Regions from separate parts of the Homo sapiens genome. Here region 2 is linked to region 1. A link is a loop called in an ENCODE intact Hi-C map of the cell type or tissue named here. Cell type or tissue: gastrocnemius medialis. All regions are shown on one strand. Each heading gives the region's core, and the rest is flanking DNA. Links, peaks and the distances in the headings are about the cores only. Region 1 has its middle 18 kb from the start of LINC01267. Region 2 overlaps SLC6A6 (solute carrier family 6 member 6).

Evidence for each region. A loop is a pair of places that touch in the nucleus more often than their neighbours do. Peaks named below come from ENCODE experiments on the same cell type or tissue, not always from the same donor. Only the 100,000 strongest peaks of a DNase experiment are listed, where the experiment ranks them.
Region 2: it touches region 1 in a loop (2.5-fold over the local background); 7 of 110 quality-filtered maps call a loop at or near these places.

The regions. Positions count from the first base shown.
Region 1 is chr3:14,364,493-14,375,797 of GRCh38, reverse strand. No RefSeq gene overlaps it. Among named protein-coding and RNA genes, the nearest start is that of LINC01267, 18 kb to the right of the region's middle. RefSeq lists enhancers at 3,754-3,993, 7,901-8,419. In gastrocnemius medialis, for the core only: a CTCF peak has its summit at 5,969 (motif pointing right); DNase peaks (open chromatin) are centred at 3,817, 4,169, 5,193 and 5,887; H3K27ac peaks cover 4,026 bases.
Region 2 is chr3:14,426,217-14,437,521 of GRCh38, reverse strand. The region is part of intron 2 of SLC6A6 (solute carrier family 6 member 6); the gene reads right to left. Among named protein-coding and RNA genes, the nearest start is that of SLC6A6, 29 kb to the right of the region's middle. RefSeq lists enhancers at 1,100-2,011, 2,012-2,923, 4,967-5,261, 4,961-5,370, 4,748-5,659 and 2 more and a silencer at 9,075-9,229. In gastrocnemius medialis, for the core only: no CTCF peak of the experiment used is centred there; DNase peaks (open chromatin) are centred at 2,611, 5,111, 8,041, 9,191 and 3 weaker places; H3K4me3 peaks cover 520 bases; H3K27ac peaks cover 8,000 bases.

The sequences.
Region 1 (11,305 bases), core at 1,520-9,519:
ATTCATGCATTCTCACTGCTGTGTAGTATTTCATGCAAGGCTGCAACCCCTTTTGTTGTTCCTATGTCTGACTCCCTCTGATCCAGGTGGCATGGTTTGGGGTCCTGTGTTACGGGTGGGAAAACTGGGGCTCAGAGAGGTTAAGGAGCCTGTGTGGGGTCAGCCAGCTTCTTAAGGGCATAAAAAACTCTGTTGAGCTCCAAAGGGTGTGGTTCCCAGGCTCCTTTATATTCAATAATATGATCAAAAAGGGGAAGAGACATTCAGTTGGCCTAGCCCTGGGGCCACCTCAGTTCTCAGGGGGTGGCCAAGAAGGGGGGCTTGACCTGGCATCCACTGGGCAGGTGGCCCAGTGGTCAGAAACCACTCCCAGCCCCAAATCCGTCCATGACCTCATTTCACCCTAGAGGTAGCTTGGGGACACAGCATGCAGGCCACAGGGTGGACACTGGCTCCGTAAGACACCTCCTGCCAGGACGCCAAATAGGAGAGTCCTGAGCTGGATGCTACTCTAAGACTCTAAGCCTCAGTTTCCTGACTGATAACACGGGGATCATCACCATACCTGCCCAGAGGAAGGCTGGAACACTGTTCAGGGCATTGAGGTGCCTCTGTCCCAGCTTTGTCTGTTTTTATTCATTCGCTCATTCAACAAGCAAGCACTGGACATCTGTTTAGGGGCAAATGCTACACAGGGCTCTGGGGGGCTGAGAATGACTGAGAATTAGGAGCTAGAATGGGGCAGCAGACAAGCTGTCATCACAGAGAGGGTACTGGCTGTGTGACCCTAGGCCACTCTGCTCCCTCCGCATCTCTTTCCTCCCTTGTGGAATGTGCTTTGGGAGGTGCCTAGACCCTCACCTGGCTATAGGAAGTGGGGCTGTGTCTTTCCTCCTGGGTTCCTAGGCAGAGAGAAGGCTACAAAGCCACTGGTGAGCATCTTGGAGCCTGAAGCTGCCGGCTGCCGGCCCTGTCCCCAAGGTGGGCGGGCCCTGGTAGGTGGCTGTGGACATAGTTGGGCAGTCAGCTCATGCCCCAGACATGCAGGCATGTCACTGCAAGGACAGCCCAAGGAAAACCCCTCCTCCTGCTGTCTCTGCCACCCTCCTCTCTCCTCCTCCCTCCCACTCCCCTGGGTGAGGCAGCTGCTTCTCCCAGAATTTCCGCAGCCTGCCCCGGCTGCCCACCCTGCAAAGACCATCAATCCTTGGTGCCTGCACAGGCCCTGCCCATCCTGGCAGGGGCAGCTGCTGCCAGGGGAGCCTGCCCACCCTCACGTCGCTCAGGCACCAGCTTGACACAAACACAGACCAGGCAGGAAGAGCCAATTCAGGTCACCCTCAGAAACGGCTCAGGGCTCAGGCTGCCCAGGCCCTGAGGGGAAGCCTCCTCGGGGTGTTGCTGAGTGTCAAGGCCCCCACTCCACCCCTGTGGTTTATCTGTTTCAGAAAGACCCCATGGTGAGGGGATATGGGCTGAACAGAGGCCCTACCCCAGCTGGAGAGACGGCAGGTCTATTCAAGAGCCTGGGAATCGGGTCGGACAGCTTGGGTGTTGACATCGGTGCTGCCGCCACTTGGGCTGTGTGACCTCAGGCAGGTTGCCTGCTCTGTCTGAGCCCCGGCGTTCTCTTCTGTCCAGTGAGGACCCCTTGCATGGGGGTGTGGGATTCCATGGGACATGGAGGGGGCAGTGCCCTGCAGAGGGGCTGGCATTGAGGTCAGGAAACAGAGTTTAGGGGCAGGGTGGGGAGTATGTCACATGACTCCAGGATGAACGCCGACAGCAAGGGAAGCGGGACTGGTAAGTGTCAGGGTGTGGAGGTGTGGAGGTGTGGGGGCAGGTGGCAAAGGGAGAGAGCCAGAGAGACAGGGGGAGAGAGAGAGAGAGAGAGAAGGCAGGAGAGCCTAGAGAGACAACAAGTGAGGCAGCCAGGGAGGGGGACATTCTCGCTGTGGGTGGGGCACACTGAACCTTCCTGAAAGAAAGGCTCTTGAGCTGAGCCTGGAGGACTCCATAGAAGGGTTGGGTTTTGGGCTGGGGAGAGGGTCCAGTGAGAAGTTGATTGTGACTGAGGACAGGAGGGTGACATGTCCCCCAAACTGGTGCTTGTCGACGCCAGCAGGCAGACCACTTCCGGAGGGCCCTGAGGATGGTCCCACTGTCCTTCCCCAGCCATGGCCCTCCAAGGGATGGAAAATCATGGATGCAGAGAGACAGGTGGAGGAACTGAGGCACATGTGTAGTATCTACCCCCCTTACAACTTCCTCCGGAATGGTCCAGTTGTTCTCTTCTGCCCTAAAACTTCCTCAGAGTTTATTCTTCACCAGACAGAGCCCTTGGCCCTCACCCGCCAGCCTTGGGTGGGCTGCTGTGTGGAGACCCCAGCAGTCTCGGAGCTGGGTAGGAGGAGGAGGGGCTGCAGAGCCTGGACCCCGTGGGCGGCACACCTCTGGCTGAATCCGTGGGGTGGGGAAATTTCTTACCCTCTCTCACCTGCCGAGCGATCTCAGGCAAGTCTTAAGGCACATCTGGCTTTGACTGCCCATTGGTGGAACAAGGTGGTCTCTGAGGCATTTCCAGCTGCACGTTCTCACTTTTGAGAGCCCCAAATGTCTGTGGCAAAGAACCATGGATATATGTCCCATATCTCAGAGATGATGAGAGAGAGTGACAGAGAGGAACCCAGACAGAGAGTGGATACCCCACAGAGACAGCAGGCAGAGACAAGATGGAGTAGAAAAGAGAAGGAGAGAGAGGGGGCAGGGAGAGAGAGAGAGAGAAGCCTAGGAGTCAGATACAGTCAGGGACAAAAGTGGAGAGAACAGAATCAACTGCACACAGGTAGACACGGGGGTGGGGATACATAGATTGGAATGTGGGGGTGGGGAGCACCAGGGAGCCCAGCAGCCGCGTCCCCAGACAGCAGGCACAGGGCCCCAACGTGGGGCAGCTGGAGGCAGCAGCTGAAGCAGCCTCAGCCTACCGAGCACTCCTCCCTGCCCACCATGTCCGGCTTGGATCCAGTAGGACCCCTGGGGTGAGGAAAGGGTAATGGAGGGACAGTGTCAGCTAGGAACCACCCTACTTCCCCAGGTCTGAGAAGTAGGATTAGGAAAATGTTTCCAGAGCACCTGCTGTGTGTTGGGCTCTGCTGGGTCCCAGCTGTGCAGATCTGGGGGAGTCATTTTTCCCTCTGGATCTCAGTTCCACCATCTAAAATGGGGATGTTCAGAGATCCTGTCACACAATGGCTGAGTGCTAGGGTCCAGGGGCGGGGCTGCCTGGAGTGAATCCTAGCCCTGTCATGTATTAGGGTGTGGCCTCGGGCTGCTCACTTCACCATCCTGTGCCTCAGTTTCTCCATATATAAAGTGGGGGTAATCCCAGTCCTTCTCCTATGGTGTTGCTTTGAGGACTAGATGAATGAGTATACATGATGTCATTGCTTCCGAATGCTGGTTGTGCCCCAGGTCACAGAACAGTTGGGAAGAGAAAATGAATCCTGCTGGTAATATGCCTGGCTGCATGTCTAGAGCATTGGAACCATCCAATAAATTACATCATCCTTAATCTCCAGCAGGAACCTGTTTTGCAGATCAGAAAACTGAGGCTAAGAGAGGCAAGGCAACTTAGCCTAGACCAGGCAGCAAGTGAGTAGTGGGCAGTGATATAAACGCAGGCCTGGCTGATCCCAGGTCTCCAGCTCTGTCCAGGAGGGTGGCATGCCTGAGGCTTTGAAGTACAAATAAGATTTCAGCAGGTCATGGGGTGGGGCTGGCCCAAGAGGCTTCTGGGCTGCTGGCCAAACCGGAAGAGCATGAGGCACTTATGGGGAATCACTTGTCACCGGGCCTGGCCGGGACACCAGCTGAGGCAGTAGGGGAGTGGCTGAGGGCAGTAAGGACTCATCAGAGGCTTCGAGCAGGGGAGGAGCTGCTCAGATAGGGGGTCTGGGAGCTGTGCACTGGCCACTGTGGAGGCAGAATGAATGGGGGTGCTATGGAGAAGTGCTGGGCATCTCCCCAGGGAGGTCAGATCGGACAGTGCAAATGAGGTAAATTTTTTCCCTATGTAATAAGGCCAAATACAGTGCCAGAAGCCACCTCATGGAGGCAGGGTTTCCTCCCCGTTTCCTTCTCACCCAGTGGGCATAGCCACGGGAGTCTGGCCATGTGCCGGGTATGTGGCTTATAAAATCACCACCATAACCTCACGAGGAGCAGAGGTTACTGTTCCCATTTTATAGATGCAGAAACAGAGACACACAGGGTTAAGTGGCCTTCCCAAGGCCACATCATTGGTACTCCAGATCTGAGTGGCCTCTGCTCTCTCCCTCCTCACCCTAACCCACACTCCAGGTGGCAATTAATGGCCCCTGGGTTCCACATTGTGGGATGTTCAGAGGCCGGGAAAGATGAGCCGATAGTGGAAGGGCTTTCCCGGGAGGGTCCCAGCTGAGGAAGAGGCTGAGAGGTGGGAATGGGCAGGCTGGTGAAGGCACAGTGGCATCCCTCGGGGCCCTCAGTAAAGGTCTCAGTCAACAGGTGAACAATACCTGCGACACTAGAATGGTGAGTATGCATGATGACAGCAGCCCCACTTCTCACCATGGGTCGTGAGGTAAGAACAGCATTATGCCTATTCATGAATGACACGCAGGTATCATTGCCCATTTCACAGATGAGGAAACTGAGGCATGGGCTAGGGGCTGAGCTGGTCCCGGGGCCTAGGGCTTTGGGAGTCAGGGTGTGGGGTGATGCTGGTGGGAGGAGTGCTCAGGGCCTGAGAATTGCTCCGAGTAACAGGACAAAAGCTGAGAAACCTAATCATGTGTTTACCCAGCCTGGGGATTACAGCAGTGCTGCCGGGGGCTTGCCAGGGAGGTAGGCAGGTAGCAGCAGGCCTCCTGGGGCAGGGCAGGCAGAAGGGGTGGACTGGGCTGGCATTTCGCAGGCTGTGGTGTCTGCAAGTCACCAGGCTCGCTTGTGTCAGCTCACTTTGTAAAACGTCTTCACAGAAGTAGGGAACCCTGACTGTGCCCTAAGCCCGGGTGTAGGAACTTTGCACACATCAACCTTTACAATAGCCCTCAGGCAAGACAGGGGTCCTGCTGCTATCCTTACACTGTACAGGTGGGGAAAGTGAGGCAAGGAGACCCACCTGAGGGCATACAGCAATGAAGAGGCACAGCTGGCATTTGAACCTGGCTCACGTGGTCTCAGAGTCCTTGTGCTTAGCTCTCCTGCTACCTGATGCTATGGGCTGGGTCAGCTGATTTATTCACTTATTTATTTTGGCCACAGGGTCTTGCTCTGTCATCCAGGCTGGAGTACTTTGGTGCGATCATAGCTCACTGTAACCTTGACCTCCTGGGCTCAACGATCCTCCTGCTTTGGCCTCGTAAAGCACTGGGATTCCAGGTATGAGCCACTGCACCCAGCCTGTTCATTTATCTTTTTAGAGACAGGGTCTCACTCTATCGCCCCGGCTGAAGTGCAGTGCGCAGTCTTAGCTAATTGTAGTCTCAACTTCCTGGGCTCAAACCATCTTCCTGCCTCAGCCTCCCAAGTAGCTGGGACTGTAGGCACAAGACACCGTGCCCAGCTTAGGTCAGCATATTTAAAAAAGGAAACACCACATCATATCTGAGAAGAGGCTGCTATAAACAGAAGGTACCATGAAAACAAAGATAATAAAGACAGGACACAGTTCTCACATTTTCTGTAGATGCTGTTACCTGGGAGAGTTCAGAGCCAGAGACCTGCTTGCTGTTTGCTAAAAGGTCAGAACAGCAAGTGGCGGAGGGGAGCCGAGGTGAACTCCCGGGCCAGGTGGCTGGCCGGGACAGCATCTGCAGGGGATGAACTCTCTCCCAGGTGAGTCTGTTGTCTTTAGGGCTGCGCCAGGCTCTGAGTCTCCTGACTCGCTTAATCCTCACCACAGTGCTGAGAGTCCCCATCCAACAGGTGGCAGGAGGGAGGCTCGGCAGGGTTGGTCACTTGCCAGAGGTCCCAGTCAGGTGGGGCTGAGCTGAGGCTGACCAGGCTTCCTGGATTTCTTCTCAAGCTCCTGTGGGCACTTCAGGACCTGTCCATTCCACAAACATCTGCTGGGCAACATCCCTTTGTTCACTCCAGATGCCAGGCCAGTGTGGTTCCTGTTCTGGGTACCTGGAAGGAAGACAGGCCCCAAACCAGACCCCCTCCCATGAGAAGGCCCACTCAGATAACTCAGCCTGGGTCTAGGAAGGCTTCCTGGAGGAGGTGGAGCCCAGATGAGTCTGGCAGGAGGAGGAAGAGTTGGCCTGGCATTAAGGAGGCCTGAGCCTGAGCTTCACAGAGCACTGGGAGCAAGCATGGCCACCCCCAGGAGGTCACAGTCTGGTGGGGAAGCGGGGCTAGAAGGGCTGTGCACAGGAAAAAACACATAGCCAGTATGACCCAATTACCTTCCTTGGAAAGTGAGCCCCCCTCCAAGAAACTGGGAGGCCCTGGGGGACTCAAGCCCACTCCAAATCTTTTTTATTTTATTAAAATAAAAATTTAAAAATTTTAAAAATTAATTCAAATTAATTTAATTAAGTTGCTCTACCTGCTCATGGCAGGTACCAAAAAACAGATGCAGAGCTGAGAGGGCCTTTGTGCATGTCCCAAATGTAAACAACGGGGACATGGAGGTCCAGAGAGGGCAATGGATTTGCTCAAGGTCACACAGCAAAGCAGTGGCTGGCAGGGGCTTACACTCAGCTCCTCCTTCCTCTCTCCTCTAGTCTTCTTTGCCCCCTCATCCTTCAACTACCACCCCAAGGAGCTTGGCCCTCACTGTGCTTCCTACAGATTTCCTGGGTGCTTGCTCAAGTCCATGTCAATCTTGAGAACTCGGGGATGAATGCCCATAATGGTAATAATGGTTAACCTTCCTCAGCACTTACTGTGCTAACTGTTTCATGTGAGTTACCCCTGCCCCCAGTACTTGCAGAGCCTTATGAAGTGGATGCTATTACCAGCCCTTTTTTTACCGGGAAAGAGGGCCAGAGGGGTAATGTAACCGGCCTGAGATGGCACAGCAAGTAAGTGGCAGAGCTGGACCTGAGCTCATGCTGGCTGGCCTCTGGAGCCTGCCCGTGGAGCCTTCTAAGTCCCAGGCATTTAGTTACCTTCACAGTCCATACAGACACATCAACAGCCCACTCTAACTGCGTGGAGGATGCTCCCATGGAGACAGTGTACCCAGGTAAGAGGCCAGCCCCACCTCCTGGCTGCTGGAATCATCTCCAGGCATGGACAGCTTCGCGTTCCCAGTTGTACCTTTTCCTTAGCAAGTCTTCATGCTGAGCTGATGGGTGTGCTAGAGGAGAGAAGGCACTGGTGAGGACCTTGGCCGGCAGGCGGGCTGGCAGCCCCCAGGTGGGGTGGGGCCCCTCCGCAGCATTGGCTCCTGGCACAGGCGCTCATGCCCCTCTGCGCCACCCTGCCCCAGGATGGCACCGGGGCTGGAAGTTGCGGTTCTCAGCCTCCAGGCATGCTCTGCCCACAACCGCCTCTACCAGCCTGTTGGAATGTGGAGTCCTGGCATGGCCAGGAGGCCCAGGTGTGGTGGGTGAGGCCTCAGCAGAGTGAGGAGGGGGTCTCCCATGGGGAGCTGGGGCTGGCACTGGAATAAGTGATCACCGCATTTGAATCCTAGCTCTAAACGTCTTAGCTGGGGAGTTCTGTGTGGACTGCTAGAGCCCTGGTGTCATCTGTTAAGGATGCTGCTGCCAATCCCAGAGTTTGTCTCTCCTTGAAATGAGAGAATTGGAAAAGCAACTAGTTAGTGCCAAGCACATGGTAGATGCCCACAAATGATGGCGCGTATTCCTGTGTGAACCCATTTTGCCTCCTGGCCTCATTGGACATCCAATCCTGATTAGTGGGAGTGACACCTTGTAGGTCTGGGTTGAGGAGGATTCCAAGAACCAATCTGGTCTCAACGGGAGAAAGGTCTGTGTTAATTATGTCTGTCAGGCAGTGCGAGAGGACAGAGAAGTATGCGTGCCCTGGAGTCACCATTGTCCCCTACCCCCTCCTCTCCCCTCTCCTCCCCTCCCCGCATCACCTTCCCTCCTCTCTTCCCTCCCATCTCCTCCCCTCCCCTCTCTTGCTCCGGTTTCTGGTGGCTCTGCTTTCAAAATATATTCAGAAGCCAGTCACTCTTTACCATGGCCACTGCTACCACCTGGTGCAGCCAGCATCATCTCTCTCGCCTCCTCCCTTGCTCCTTCCTCCCTTACCCGTTCAGCCTCTCCTCTTAGGCCCCAGAGGGATCCTGTTAAACCCACATCTACCCTCGTCCCTGCCTTGGCGAGCAGCCCCGTGGCTGCCTTTCATTTGGGATGGAAGCCCAGGTCCCCACAGTAGACTGAGTGGTCTGACTCCCGACATTCCCACGCCTCTCCTTCCGCCTCTGTCCTGCTGGCTCACTCCGCCACACTGGCCCTCCCCCGCCCCCCAGCTCCCCTCAGGTGTGGAGTGCATGGCCCATGGCCTTTGCTCTTGCTTCCCCTGCGGGGAATGCTCTTCCCCCAAATGCCCACGGGGCTCACTCCCTCACTTCTTTGACCTCTGCACAAATGTCCTCGTGTGAGTGCAGGCTCCCTGCTATTTGAAATGGCAGCCTCACCCTCTGTGCCATCCTTACACCCACCTCATCCCTCTCCCTGTCCCATCCTTACTCACCCCCATTCCTACCCACCCCCATCCCTACGCCCGTCTCTTTATGATTCTCTGTAGCTCTCACCACTTCCTAACACTCTGTGCATTTTCTTTCTTTATTCGCTTACTATTTAATCCCCCTCAAGCTCTGCATGGGTGCTGAGGCTCTACGCTCCAGCCATCAGAATGGCTGGTCTTTCCCCAGGAGCCCCCTGATCCCTGGACCCTGGGCCCTTGCATATGCAGTTCCTCTATCAGGAAATCACCCTGTCTTTTCCATTCGGCTAATTCCTCAGTATCTTTTAGGTCTCTGCTTTGATGCCACCTCCCCAGCTCCTGTGTTTCTGGAACAGCCAACATGGGGGGCCTTTGAGGGCAGGGGCTGTGCACACCGAGTGCATTATTGTGTCCATGGTGCTGCCCAGGCCCTGATATACAGCAGATGCTCAATATGTGCTCAATGAAGGGTTTGCTGGCACCCAGAAGCAAAAGAGCTGTGCCTTCTGCTGCTGAATCCCTTTCTGCTGTCGTCTTGGGAGGGGAGTGCCGTTATTACTAACGATGTGTAGTAACTGTACAGCCACTGGTAGTTCCTTTCTGAGGCACTTTCATGCTGTTATTTCCTAGCTACGTAGTGAGACAAGCAGCTCACAGCCTGCTACTAGGAGTGGCTCAGAGAGGTCAGGAGTGTGTGTTCTAGGTCACACAGCTTCACCTTTCCTGGCCAAGGAGACAGAGCACGTTTCTCCTCCTGGAGGCCCCGGGGAGATCCACGTGGTTCCACCGAAGGCCTAAGGGTAAGGGTAGGGTTCAACACCCACAACTGTGGCAGCTGGATAGTGTGTCAGTGGCTATACCACGGGGGCTGAAGGATTCCTCACAATCTGGAAATCTGAATGATTTGGCTCCAACTGGCAAGAGGAAAAAGGAGGCAGAGCCTAGGGTTAAAAACAAGAAGAGAGGAAATTAGGGTTGGGTTCTGCCCACGCCAGCACCCTCACCCCCGCCCTACGATTCTGTTCCACAACCTCTGCACGGAATGTGCACACACCAGATCCCTTTGGAACATCTCCCCAGAATATTCCAGGCCTTTCCTGTGGTTGAGGGAATGGGTGCCAGGCATATCCTTTTCTCCGGATAATTTTTGGGGGACGTGACCCTTAGTGGGCCAGGCATACTTGGAAAAGTCCCTGGCCTTCCTTCCCCAAACCTCTTAGGAGTTATCTGTGGCCTATTTCACTTTTTCAGGCCCACCGAGGAATTTTCAAGATCACCAACACTTGGAGCTTTAAAATTCAAAACATGTTAAATGGTAAATGCTCCCATTACTGACAGAAATCTTCCCCAATGCTTCATGAACTTGCAGACAGGACTGACACAGCTAAGCTTTCCTGACTGATTCGGGGCCATGCTGTCTACCAAAGGGCTAGCTGTTAAGACAATGAGGATCAGGGACATTTGCCCTCGTACTGAATGTCCCCAGCCACAGTACTTACATAGTTCTTACATGTACCTTCCCCCTCGGTGACATTTTATATTTTCCAAAGATGGCCACAACAGCTCCCATCCCATTCTTCTTGTGGTGACACTCACACCCGTCTCTGAGAGGTGAGGCCACATATTCTCTTTTCTTGAATTTGGGTGGGCCTGTGACAATGGCAGGACAATGCTGAGTGGCTATGTCATAAAGGCAATACCCCTTCCATCCAATTCTCTTGGGATGCTCATGTTTAGAATCCAGCCACCATGTTGTGAGGAAGCCCACGTCACCTATGAAGACCTACACAGAAAAGACTCAAGGCCCCAGGCACTTGAGCTGAAGGATGAAAAAGAGTTAGTCAGCAGGGGAAATTGGGGAAAGGGTATCTGGTAGAAAGAAGGAACAGCTTGTGCAGAGGTTCAGAGGCAAGAGAGAATTTGGCATATTTGGGAAGCTGCAAGAGGTGCAGGGCAGGAAGAACGTATAGCGGAGCCCAGGGGTGATGGAGAGGTTGGCTGTGGCCAGGTCACAAAAGGCTTCCAGAGACTGATATGAGGGGAATGGGGAGCCATGGAGGGTGGTAGCCAGATGACTGCAGTGCTTTAAAACAACCTCTATGGCTCCAGCTGGGCAGAGAATCCACTGGAGGGGCTGACCCTGGAAGCAGGGCAAGGGGTGGGGTGGGGAGTGAGGGAATGAGCACCAGTGGGGGTCTAGATGAGCGCAGCGGCAGTGTGGATGGAGCATGAGAGCTTTAGAGGTGGGTGTGAGAGGTGCTGGCACCCAATGGGTCTCTTGGCCAGGGCTCAGGCTCGTTATATTAATTATTAAAGCCAATGTGTACTTTGGCCTGGGTGTAGAGAGAGAGTGCATAGGTATTTGTGTCATAGCACGGCCACTTGGGATCAATCACTGGCAACTGAACAATGAATGATTTGGGGTCAGAGCTGCAGGCCACAGGGGATGTGGATCCCAGAGTCTGCAGGACCTTGGGTGGCTCGCAGTTCCCCTCTTATTGCAATTAAGCTTCCATGACCGAATGCCTCCCGCATGCCTCAAAGATCGTCATGCCATTATCTCATTTAATTTTGGTGGCCTGTTTATGAGTATGAGCTAGGGGTCTATTTT
Region 2 (11,305 bases), core at 2,002-10,001, 61 kb before region 1:
TTATACACCATAAATATATACAATTTTTATTTATCAATTTTAAAACTTCCAGCCTGGGCAATATGGCAAAACCCCATCTTTACAAAAACTACAAAAATTAGCTGGATGTGGTGGCACATGCCTGTAGTCCCAGCTACTCGGGAGGCTGAGGTGGGAGGGTCACTTGAGCCTTGGAGGTCAAGGCTGCAGTGAGCCATGATTGCCCCACTGCACTCCAGCCTGGGTGACAGAGCGAGACCCTGTCTCCAAAAAAAAACAAAAAAAGTTACTTTTAAGAAAAAGATAGCTGTGTTTATTAAGCACTGACCATATACACAAGCAGAATATGCATCTTTTTAAAAAGAGCACTGACTACAAGCACATTTTCATTTTCTTAGCTAATCCCCTCAGTGGGTGCTGCTCCCATCCTTCCTGTGCTGATAAAGCACAGAGATGTGAAGTCACTTGTCCACAGTCACACATGAGGAAAAGGCCACTTAAGCTCCAAATGCCCCCCAGGTCTGTCTTGGCCTCTGAAGTCCATGTTCTCAACTACTGTAGCTGCTATGGATCAAATGAAATGGGGTCTGGTGTCTTTAAGGAGCCAGCTGCAAGCCGGCTGACAAACTGGGGAACTAGGCAAAGGCAAACAGGGAAGTGAAGGGCCACATGATGGAGACGGGGCTCAGGAGGCTGGACAGGGCCTGGGGAGCAGTCAGTGCCAAGGGCCACAGGGCTGGGCCAGGCCAGCTAATGAAACAGCACAGACTCAGGCAGGACAGATGGCGTGCTGGACTGGAGCCCTCCTCTAGCAAACAGGGAACTCTGATGGGGCTCCCTGGACCACTGTCTCCATAGATTCTGGGCTAGGTACAGGCTCAGTGAGCAGGATGGCCAGGATCTATTAGTGATGCCTGCCAAGGGCACTCTCCTTGGCCCTAGTGTTTAACAATTAAGCACCAAAAAAAAAAAAAAAAAAAAAAAAAAAAAAAAAAAAAAAAAAAAAAAAAAGGGAGTTGTTGTTAAGAGTGCTATTCCTGGGTGGGCGTGGTGGCTCACACCTTTAATCCCAACACTCTGGAAGGCTGAAGTGAAAGGGTGGCTTGAGGCCAGGAGTTCCAGATAAGCCTGGGCAACACATTTGGACCCTGTCTGTACAAAAAGTTAAAAAAAAATTAGCCAGGTGTGGTCACGTGCGCCTGCAGTCCCAGCTACTCAGGAGGCTGCGGTAGGAGGATCACTTGCACCCGGGAGTTGGAGGCTGCAGTGAGTTGTGATCATGCCACCTCACTCCAGGCTGGGTGACAGAGCAAGACCCTGTTTCTAAAAAGATGAAAAAATAATAATAATAAAGTAGAAGCTCTTTCCATCACTCTAAGTGGAGTAGCTGTTTTAAGTGGAAATTAATCAAAGCCTTTCTTTTTCTCTTTTATATATATTTTAAAAGTACACCTTTAAGAGATTGAATCATTGAATTGTATCATGAGGTCTGTATCTGTTGGTTATCTGCTCCCAAGGAAAGGCTAACTCAAGCGTGGCGAGCTCCAAAGCCTCCAGAGGCCTGGTGGGCAAAGGACAGGAGTCCACTGGGGTGGGGAGGTCGCAGGGAAGAGTGGGAACCAGGGGACAGGAGGAGTCTGGACTCTCACAGGCAGCTCTCCTTAGCTCCCACTACTGCAGGTGCCTTCGGGACTGGTGCCCACTGGGGCTGGATCCTCCAGCTTCTCAAGAGATGTTGAAATCTGGTTTATATGCACACACACATTTTTCAGTTTCTAAACCACCACCTGGGTCAAACACAAACACAGAGGGGGCCAGACTCAGCCTGTGGCCAGTCTGCTCTCTTTGGTCACACTATTGCCCCCAGGTCACCTAAGGTGGCCGTGGCAAAGGGAAGAATGGGCTCGTGCGGAGATGCTGACCAGGCTGGCCTACAGCCCTGATGGCTTGTCCCGGTGAGGTCATCCAGGAAGCCAGGCATTGTTTTGCCCGGAACAAAGCCGAAACAATGAGCAAAAATATTCTGGTCGTAGTGAAAGTGAATTCTGTTGAGGAAATCGTTTCAGCATGCCGTCTCTGGGACAGGGGCTTGTTATCTACCTGGGGTTCAGCATCCTCGGGTGAGGTCCTCCCCTCTCCTGATTTAACTGCAACCTCCACCCCACCAAAGTACGGGTCTACCCTCAGAGACCCCCGACCTCCGCTAGAAGCCTCCTGCCTGGATCACACTAAGCCCTGCAGAAAAGCCTCTACCTCACCCCCGGCCTCATCAGCCTTGCCTTTCACAGATCAGGAGACTGAGGCTCAGAGAAGGGGGAAGCCTTATCCCAGGTCCCACAGCTACAGGACAGTGGGCCAGGATTTGCACCCACGTCCCAACTCCATGACCTTGGTGCCACCCTGGGGCAAGGTGACCTCTGGATGGGGACCAGCCAGACCACGTAGTTCTTCTTAGTCTGTGGTTTGCTGGGGAAGAGTGGATGACAGTGAGCAGGTTTTGCAAAGAACAAGCCTCTGGAACAACGCCGGGGGTGGCGAGACACGGTATGAGTCTAATAGACAGCCAACTTGTCACCTTCCCCTCATAAAAACATTGGCAGGTGAACATAAGGTCTGGGGACTGGGTCCAAACTGTTTTATCATCTCCTTGGAAGTGGCAGGACCTGGCCCAAAGCCCCAGAGAACCACAGTCTGGCAGCAGAGGAGAGGCAGCAAGGAGAGTGCCACCGTGCCAGTTGCAGGGGGAGGGGTGGAGGCACGGCAGGCTCCCGGTGGCAGGATGGCCTGAGAAGGGCCAGGATGAGGCAGGGTGGCTGGCGCTGCCCCAGATGAAGGTGTTTGAGGCACACACCATACTCCAAACGGAGGTGCCCCACAGCAGAGCCCAAGCAGCTAAGTCGGGGAAAGGGCAGTGGGCGAGGTCAGAAAGCTGGGTCATGCAGGCCAAGTCACTTCCCCTCTGCATCTCAGAGGTCCAGGGTTAGAACAAAGGTTTGAGTGGCTTTGGCAAGCAGTGGCTGTTAACTCACCCTACTATGTGCCAGGCACTGCTCTAGGAACTGGAGACAGTGGGTGAGCCCTACCAAGCTGACCTGCAGAAGGGGAGATAGACACTAAACACATAAATGAGCAATTATTTATGACAGTGCCCAGCACACAGAAAACAACAAAGTAGGCCCCTCTGCGGAGGTGACATTTCATAACAACAGCAGCTCGCTGAGGACTCACTGTGGGCAGGCCCTGTGCCAAGCCCTTTCCAGACACCAACTCACTCACTTACTCCTCACCAGCCCGGATGATGGAAAGAGGCCCAGAGAAGTAAAGCCACTTGCCCAGGGTCATACAGCTGGATTCAAACCCAGAAGCTCGGCTCTAGGGAACAAGCTTTTAGCCACACTGAAGCTGAGGCAAAGAACTGGGGGCAAAGAACTGGGGGAACACTGTTCTAAGAGCAGAGAACAGCAGGTGTAAAGAGGGCCATGGTGCACATAGTGAAGAAACAGAAAGCCAGAGTGTGGCAGAGAGGAAGAGGGGACGGGGCCCCCAAGGCCAGAGTTAGAACCTGGATTTATCCCAAGTTTTGTGCTGCCCCAGTGAGGGCTCAACGCTTTTGGCTAAAAGCCCTGGATTGTCCCTGACCACCAACCCTTCCCTTCTACTCTGAAAGGGAACTTAAGGGCCCATGTTGGGTTTTTCCCTGCAGGTACTTATGACTTTTTTTTTTTTTTTTTTTTTTTTTTGAGACAGAGTCTAGCTCTGTTGCCCAAGCTGGAGTGCAGGGTGCGATCTCAGCTCTCTGCAACCTCCGCCACCTGGGTCCAAGAGATTCTCGTTTCTCAGCCTCCTGAATAGCTGGGATTACAGGTGCCTGCCACCACGCCCAGCTAATTATTTAGTATTTTTAGTAGAGATGGGGTTTCACCATGTTGGCCAGGCTAGTCTCAAACTCCTGACCTCAAGTGATCCACCTGCCTTGGCCTCCCAAAGTGCTGAGATTATAGATGGGAGCTACCGTGCTCAGCTAACACTTTCTGGTGGGGCCTGTAGAGTCGTTAACCCCACACCTCGGCCGCCTGGGTTCCTCACCATGAGCTGAGAACCTGCGGGGTGGGTGGCCAGAATGTCTTCCCCTTGACCAAGGACCTAACACCTAAGACTGGTGGCACAAACACAACATCCTTGTGCAGGAAGCCCAAACCCTGCCGGCTCCATGGGTGAAGCCATGCTTTGAAAGGAACAGGGTCACCCTTTGCTGTAATGTGCTCTTGGGAAGTCATCTGCCCACTCTGCTCTGAGCAGGCACTCGCTTACCTGGGGCAATTCTCTCTGGGGGAGGTGGCGGGAGGGAACAAAAGCTCTGGCTGACTGAGCACCTGCTACACACCTGGCCCAGGGCCATCACAGGGGTACTGGGTCACCGTCCCACCTTCACAGCACTAACGTCCCACCTTCACAGCACTAACGACTAGAGAAGGAGGGAGGGGCTCGTTTTGTTAAAGAAACAAAAATTATTCTACAAGTTCAGAGGAAGGACAAGGTTCCGTGTCTGGTCAAGGGTAGGCTTCAAAGACGTCTCTGGTCAAAGAGTCCCTGAGAGCTGGGCCTGACAGCCTGGACACACAGAGGAAGGTCAAGTCTCTGGGATGCTGTCTGAGGGGACCCTGGACACCACTCAGTAGACTTCCAGGGCACTTGGTACCCACAGCTGGGCTGGAGGAGAAAGAGGAGCTTGGGGAGGGCCACCAAAATGCCTACCTTGGGTACTTGGAGGCCTGTTTCCACAGCCAGAGGCAGGGCCGAGAGCAGCCCCATCTGCAGATTCTGCACACATCGGGGCTTCTCCTGACCTGGGGAGTCGCGCACTGTTGGACTTGCTCTTAAGGCTGGGGTTTTGGGGTTGTTTTCCTGTTGCTATGTGTTTAGGCCAATAACAGCACAACGGTCACACTGCCTGCAGCTCTGCTCCAGGGTGCAGGGGCTGGGTGAAGGGTCAGAGGGAGCCAAGCCCCTTTTCCATCTCCTTCCCCCATGGCCCAGGGCTGGCTGGAGTCAGGCTGCTGTAGGGGCCCCTGGAGCCTGCGGAAGGAGTGGGTGAGTCAGCAGGCAGCCACCTCCTGGCACTGACTCACCAGCGACAGGACAGGGCTGTCACTCTTGCTGTCAGCTTCGCTAGCAGCCCAGCCCTCAGCCTGGTTTTGCCGGAAATGGGGGCGGGGTAGGGTAGACCATGAGCCTGAAACAGGCTCTGCAGAGCCCAGGATTATTTCTGGAGGCCACAAAAAAGAAACTCAAGAAAAGAGAAAGGTTGGTTGCCATTTCCTTGACCTTCTCCTTTTAAGCTGTAAGAAGCCTAAAGCCCTGCTCCTTGTTGGCTATGAAAAGCAGAGGGCAGCCCCTCCCTTGCTCTATAGAAACTGGAAGGATACAGGCCCCAGTGACAGAGTCAGCTAAGGGTGCACGTGCAGGAGCCGGGCCAGCCCCAACTCTGTCACTGTGGCTCTGCCGGATGCCACAGTGCCATGGAAACCAGTCAGGGCGCTCTGCTGTACAGCCTTGGGCAAGTCACCTTCTCTCTTCAGCCTCAGTGTTACCCTCTCTAAAGTAGGCACAATATCCCATCTACAGTATGTGAAACTCCTACCTCATTAAATGTTTGCAAACAACCTCCCCCTCCTTGTTCCTCTTTTAAACATGTTTTTCCCCCTGACGAGGATGTACTTTCTTCTTCCTTCCTACCTCCGCCCCACCTCACTCGGACTCAGAAATTCAGCTCGACCAGAGTGTGGTGCTAGAGGAACCAAACAGCCTGGGATTTAGCAAGACAGGGTGGGGAACTAGCACTGTCGGTCACCGGTGCCCACTGTGTTCTGGAGCACAGGTGCCTGCTCTACTTAACTGGAAGCCGATTCCTAGGCCCCCTCCACCATCCAGAACCAGCCCAAGATCCCCAGGGGTTCCTGAAGCACACGCTGTGGTTTCTCAAGCCCCAACACCCTTGGCTTGTGCTGTGCCCTCAGCCCGGTACACTCTTCCCCTGCCTAATGAGCAGGTACCCCTCACAGCCTCGATGGGACAGCCTCCAGGACAGCTCTGTCCCTGCGTTCCCAGCCTGTACTGTTGCTGTCTGTTACTCCCCAGTCACCCGGGTCCTGCTTCCTGACACCTAGTATTAATACAAGGCCCAGCACGATGAGGATTTTTCAGATGGAATGTTTAGGGCTTAGGGCTCTGGGGACACTCTGCATAGGGAGAAACAGCCTTCCACGTCAGGCATTCTGAGAGCTCCTCTACGAGGGCGACAGAGCAAACTGCAATGACAGATGCTGGGGTATGTGGACAGTGGGGAAGGGTGGACCAGGATGTGCTCCCAACATCTGAGCACAGTTTCCCATCAGATGGTCAAAACTCTACAGATGAACACCAGATCTTTAGGAAATCACTTTTCATTAAACGATGTCCATTCCTGAGCATCTTCCAATAATGACTTTGAAGTTAATTTTTCCTGCCCCTAAAGGTTTGCCAAGTGCCAGGGGATGCCCTGGGATCCCACACAAAATCAAAGACTCACAGTGGGGCTTTGGAGGTCTTGGCACGTCCACATCCAAGCCCATTTTACAGATGAGGAAACTGAGGCCCAGGCCACATAGCAGATCAGTGACAAGACAAAGCTACAGTCTCTAGCCTCCTCCACAGACGGCCCCATCAGAGCTGGAGGGAACTCATTTCACAGAGGGGAAACTGAGGCCTGAAAGATGTGGTGGAGGGGCGGGACATTCCCGACAACCCCAACTTGGTGGGATACAGTGGACGCCAGAGGCTGAACATAAGCTCTTCTTCCAAACTTGGGAGGATGAGGCTCATATCTAATTCTGTCAGGTTGGCAACTGTTGGTGCAGTGGTGGCAGCGACTTCCAGCACTACAAGATGGTGCCTAACAGCGGCTACTGCTCAGCCAGAAGAAAAGCTCAGCGCTAAAATCCACACTCGGGTGGGGCTAGGATGCAGGGAGGACCGACGCTTCTCAACTGTGGTCTTCCTACGTGCAGGGGCCATCTCCCAGGGCAACCCCCAGTGGTAGCCATCTCCCTCAACTTTCCATTGCAATTTAGCTTAAACTCTGGGGGTGCTGGGGACATGGTATACCTTCTGATGGCCTGTCACTCGTGGTGTGGCCCAAGAGGCCACACCAACCATTGGAAACTCCTTGGAGGCGTGCCCTGACCTCTGCTCCCACGTGCTTAGCCGGGTTTGTTTCTAGCAAACCCCAAATGCCTGCCATGTCAGCCCCCAGCTCAAGAACTATCAGTGACTCCCAGCTGCCTAGATAATAATCTGAACTTCTCCTCTTGGAATCCCAGGCTCACTAGAGTTGTCTGACTTGCCCCCAATCTCTGCCACCTTATTTCTCCTTTTGCCCAGCATGACTCTCTCCCCGGCACTGCCCCTTTCAAGTCTGTGCTTGGTTTGTGGGTTCTCTTACATTTAGGTAGATCCCACCCACCTGGAAGACCCTGGTCCAAGTGTCACCTCCCAGCAAAAGCCCTTCCCGCCCACCCAAGACTCTTCCGTTTAGCATCCTCCAGCTCAAATCACCCCCACCATTCACCAGACACTGCACTCTCATTCAGAACTGTGCAACTTTGGATAAAGTTCAAAGTTCTCCTTGGGAAACCTCAGTTTCTTGACCTGTAAGCGGGCCTCATAATCTGTAAAGTCATTCATTGCTGAAGTCTGTGGGATCTTAGGAGGGACTAGTGGATGACCAAAATCCTCACATGAGGAACATCAGAGTTGCCTGAGACACTGGCTAAAAATGCAGATGCCTGGGCCCATGCAGCCCTACTGACTGAATTTTCAAGGTGGGGGCCCACGAATCTGTCCTGTTTAACCAGCTTCCCAGGTGAATCTGAAAATCAGGTGAGGTTGGGAATGGCGGTGCTAATAATGAACTGGGAGGCACCTGGGCAAAACATCAAACAAAATCAGCTCAGGAAAGAGATTAAGGCTGGCTCATGACAGTGCGTGCATGTGATGCGTGTGTGCACACAGACGTCTCATCTGCCAGACTGTGAGCATCTAGGGGCTGGGCCAGGCTGAGTTTCACTTCTGCCAGCCTCACTAAGTCCAGGATCATCCCAACAGCCATTTATCCCGGACTTGAGAGTTTGCCAGAGAGTCTCTTATTCCCTATTGCTGCTGCTCCTCACCAGGCCCTGGCAGATGAAGACCTTGGCCCTCAACTTACAAATAAGGAAAATGAGGCTCAGAGGAGAATGACCTGGCCAAGGTTACTCCATAGCAAGTGGCAGAGCCCAGATGTGGACCCAGGACAGAGCCAACATGCCTTTATCCACTTGCTAAAGAGAAAGGGAGTTTGAGAAATCAAGGCAAAGGCTGGCAGGGGTGACCTAGGGCTCCTGGAGCTGGGCAGCTGAGTGAGGCCTGCATGTTTGAGACTGGGGGGAGAAGCCTTGGAGACCAACCCCGATTCCTGGGGGTAGGGGGGTGCAGAGGGAAAAAGAAGCCTGGCCTTGTCTCTGCAGCAGGCGAGGGGCACAGTTCAGCTGAGCAGGCCCCAGGCAGTGTCTCTAAGGACAGGAATGAGCTGCAAGGCACATTGCCTGGGACTTAGGGGCTCCCCTCACTGTCACCCAGCAGAGAGGAGTCACTTTCTCCAGTGGAGGCAGCAGGTGGGACTTCCCCAACAGCAGAAACACCTGTCCCTTAAACACCACCTCCCCAGGCATAGGGAACAATGGCAGGAAAGGCCAGCGGAGGCTCTGGTGACATTGCTTGACCAAGGTGAGGCTTGCCCTGCTCTGGACTGTGGTTCAGAACTGCTCTCAGGAGACTCAGCAGCCTGGAGGTGCAGGGTCCCAAATGTCCCTCCCACACACCTGCACACAGGGCCCCTCTCTCAGCAAAGGCACCCTCCCCAGGAGAGAAAGTTGTACACCATAAATAAACCTGTCTCTGCTTCAGGTTCCTCAAATATAGAATGGGAGTAATAACAGTACCTAAGTTGTGAGGCTGTTGAGAGATTAAAGAACCAAACATGTATGGACTGCTTAGAACAGTGCCTGGCATACAGCAGGCACTTAGAAAGTTCAAGCTATCAGGATGATGACAAAATTGACCGGCATTCTTCCTCAACTCATGGGCAGCCTGGGCTCTGAGCCGAGGCCCTGCTGAGCATCTCTTGGGCACCATGCCCGCCGAGTGCTTTACAGATCATCTTACAGGGCCAAGACCAGGGCTCAAACACTGGCCAACCGCTTCTGAGATTCAGGGTGTCACCCTAACAGCTGGGCCTCCTCCTAGCTGCCCCCTCCCTTCTATTCCAACTGTCTCTCTCCCAGGCCTCTCAGGGGCCAGCCTCCTCTTCTGCAGTGCATGTGACTGGGGGATCCTGGGGTCCCCATCAATATTCTTGCTGAGCAATGTGGGTCCCCTGTGTTGGTGGGTCCCTGGGGATCTGAGCACAGATGTGAAAACCTGCCATCACCTCCCTCCCCTAGCCCTTAGGATACAGTTAGGGGAGCATCTCAGGGCAGAAAGCAGAGTGGAGGAGCCGAGGGCCAGATCAGGGCCTGCAGTTCCCCATGCAAAGTACTGAGTACCCTTCTGGCCCTTGGGATGGTGGCACCTGCTAAGCTGGGGAGATGGAAGTTACAGGGGCTGGGAACTGGACTCGAGAGTAGAAAAGGACTTTGCTGTGGACCTGCAGAGCAACCCCAACAACCCACAGGAGGGAAGAGCAGGGCAGCTCCTTGGAGCAGGGTGGCCAGGCAGCTTCTCTCCACCTGCTGGCCCCTGGGACACCTTGGGCAGCTGGAGAGAAAACCTTCAGGAGAGGAATGTTACCTTGCTGGTGGCCCCCAGGATGGCTGCAACTGCAGAAGTCAGACACTGGGACCCCTCAACATGGCAGCTTTGAAACCCCACAGCTCCTGGCTGAAGGTCCTTGGGCACCGGGGACCCCTCCTTTAGGCATTATTGAATGACAGATCAGCCCAACAACTTGATGCCCAGAGTTCACATATAGTAAGCAGACAGAGGCCTGGGAAGGAAGGCGGGGCTAGCCAGGAAGCTCTGAAGCCAGGCTGATGGGGCTCAAACCCCAGCTCTGCAACCGTGGGCAGCATATGCTCTGTGCCTCGGTTTCCTCACCTGTAAAACATGGCTGATAATGGCATCGACCTCACAGGGTGGATGGCGATCCCACCAGGTTAATTTCTCAGGACAGGGCCAGGTGCCCAGAGAAGTGTACGTTAAAACTCCAGGTGTGAAGGGGAACATCTACTCATGCTGGGGCTAATCTGGAAGAGCTGCCTGCCTGTAGCAGGACTCAGGACAGCTGCAATTATTGTGGTTGGCTCTTAGGTCTTCCCAAAGGGCTTCTACTCTGAGGCACAGAAGCAGCCAGAGAGTGCGGAAGACACCCAGCACCCAGGGTCTCTGTGCCTCAGAGTACCTGAGCATGAGGTCACAATGCTCCTTCCAGCACAGCGCAGGGTGCTGGGAGGCTGTGTTTTCCAGGAAAGTACACCACATAAGAACGCTCTGCAGCAGAACTAAAGCCAGAGAGGGGTTCCTTTATCACAGAACCCCCATCGCCACGCCGTTTCTGGGAGGCCCTGCCATTCCCAGGCCCTGAAGGACACATTCCTGCTCATCCTCAGGTGCACCTTCCCCTGGGAAGCCGGCCCAGAAGTTTCTTCTTCCTCACCAAGACCGCAGGAAGCTCTAGGGCAGGGCCAGCCCTCCTCCCAGGTAGGGATGAGGAGGGTCCCGGCTTATTGTCATAGCAACCCTTGGTTCTCCTAATTCCACCTGTTCTTGTATAACTGAAATAATAACTGCAGCTGACATTGTCTGTCTGGCACTGTGACGGGCACTTTACATAATTCTAGCTAATAGAAATGTTTTAATCAGGCTAAATATTTTTTTCTTTCCTTAAATCATTTTTCACTGATTACAGCTGCTTACTTTTCTCCTAATTAGTCCGAAAGTAGCGAGACTGTGTAGCATCTTAGAGTCTAATGGGGCTTAAAAGCACACTCGAAATGCTTTAAATGTATGCAAAATCCTCCAACCTCGTGGCCAATCCCAGCTCCCTGGGCTGCAGGCTTGCATGTGCAGTTTGGGGATCAGCAGGTGGACGCAGTATTTTACCCAATCCTTAACCAGCCACCCTTTGGGATGGCTGGGGGGGGACTTACCCCAAATGGAGATGAGGAACTACGGCTCAGAATCAATAAGCGACTTGACCGAGGTTGCACAGCCAGGAAGTGGTGGACTGGAGTCTGGATCGGTAACCACTGCG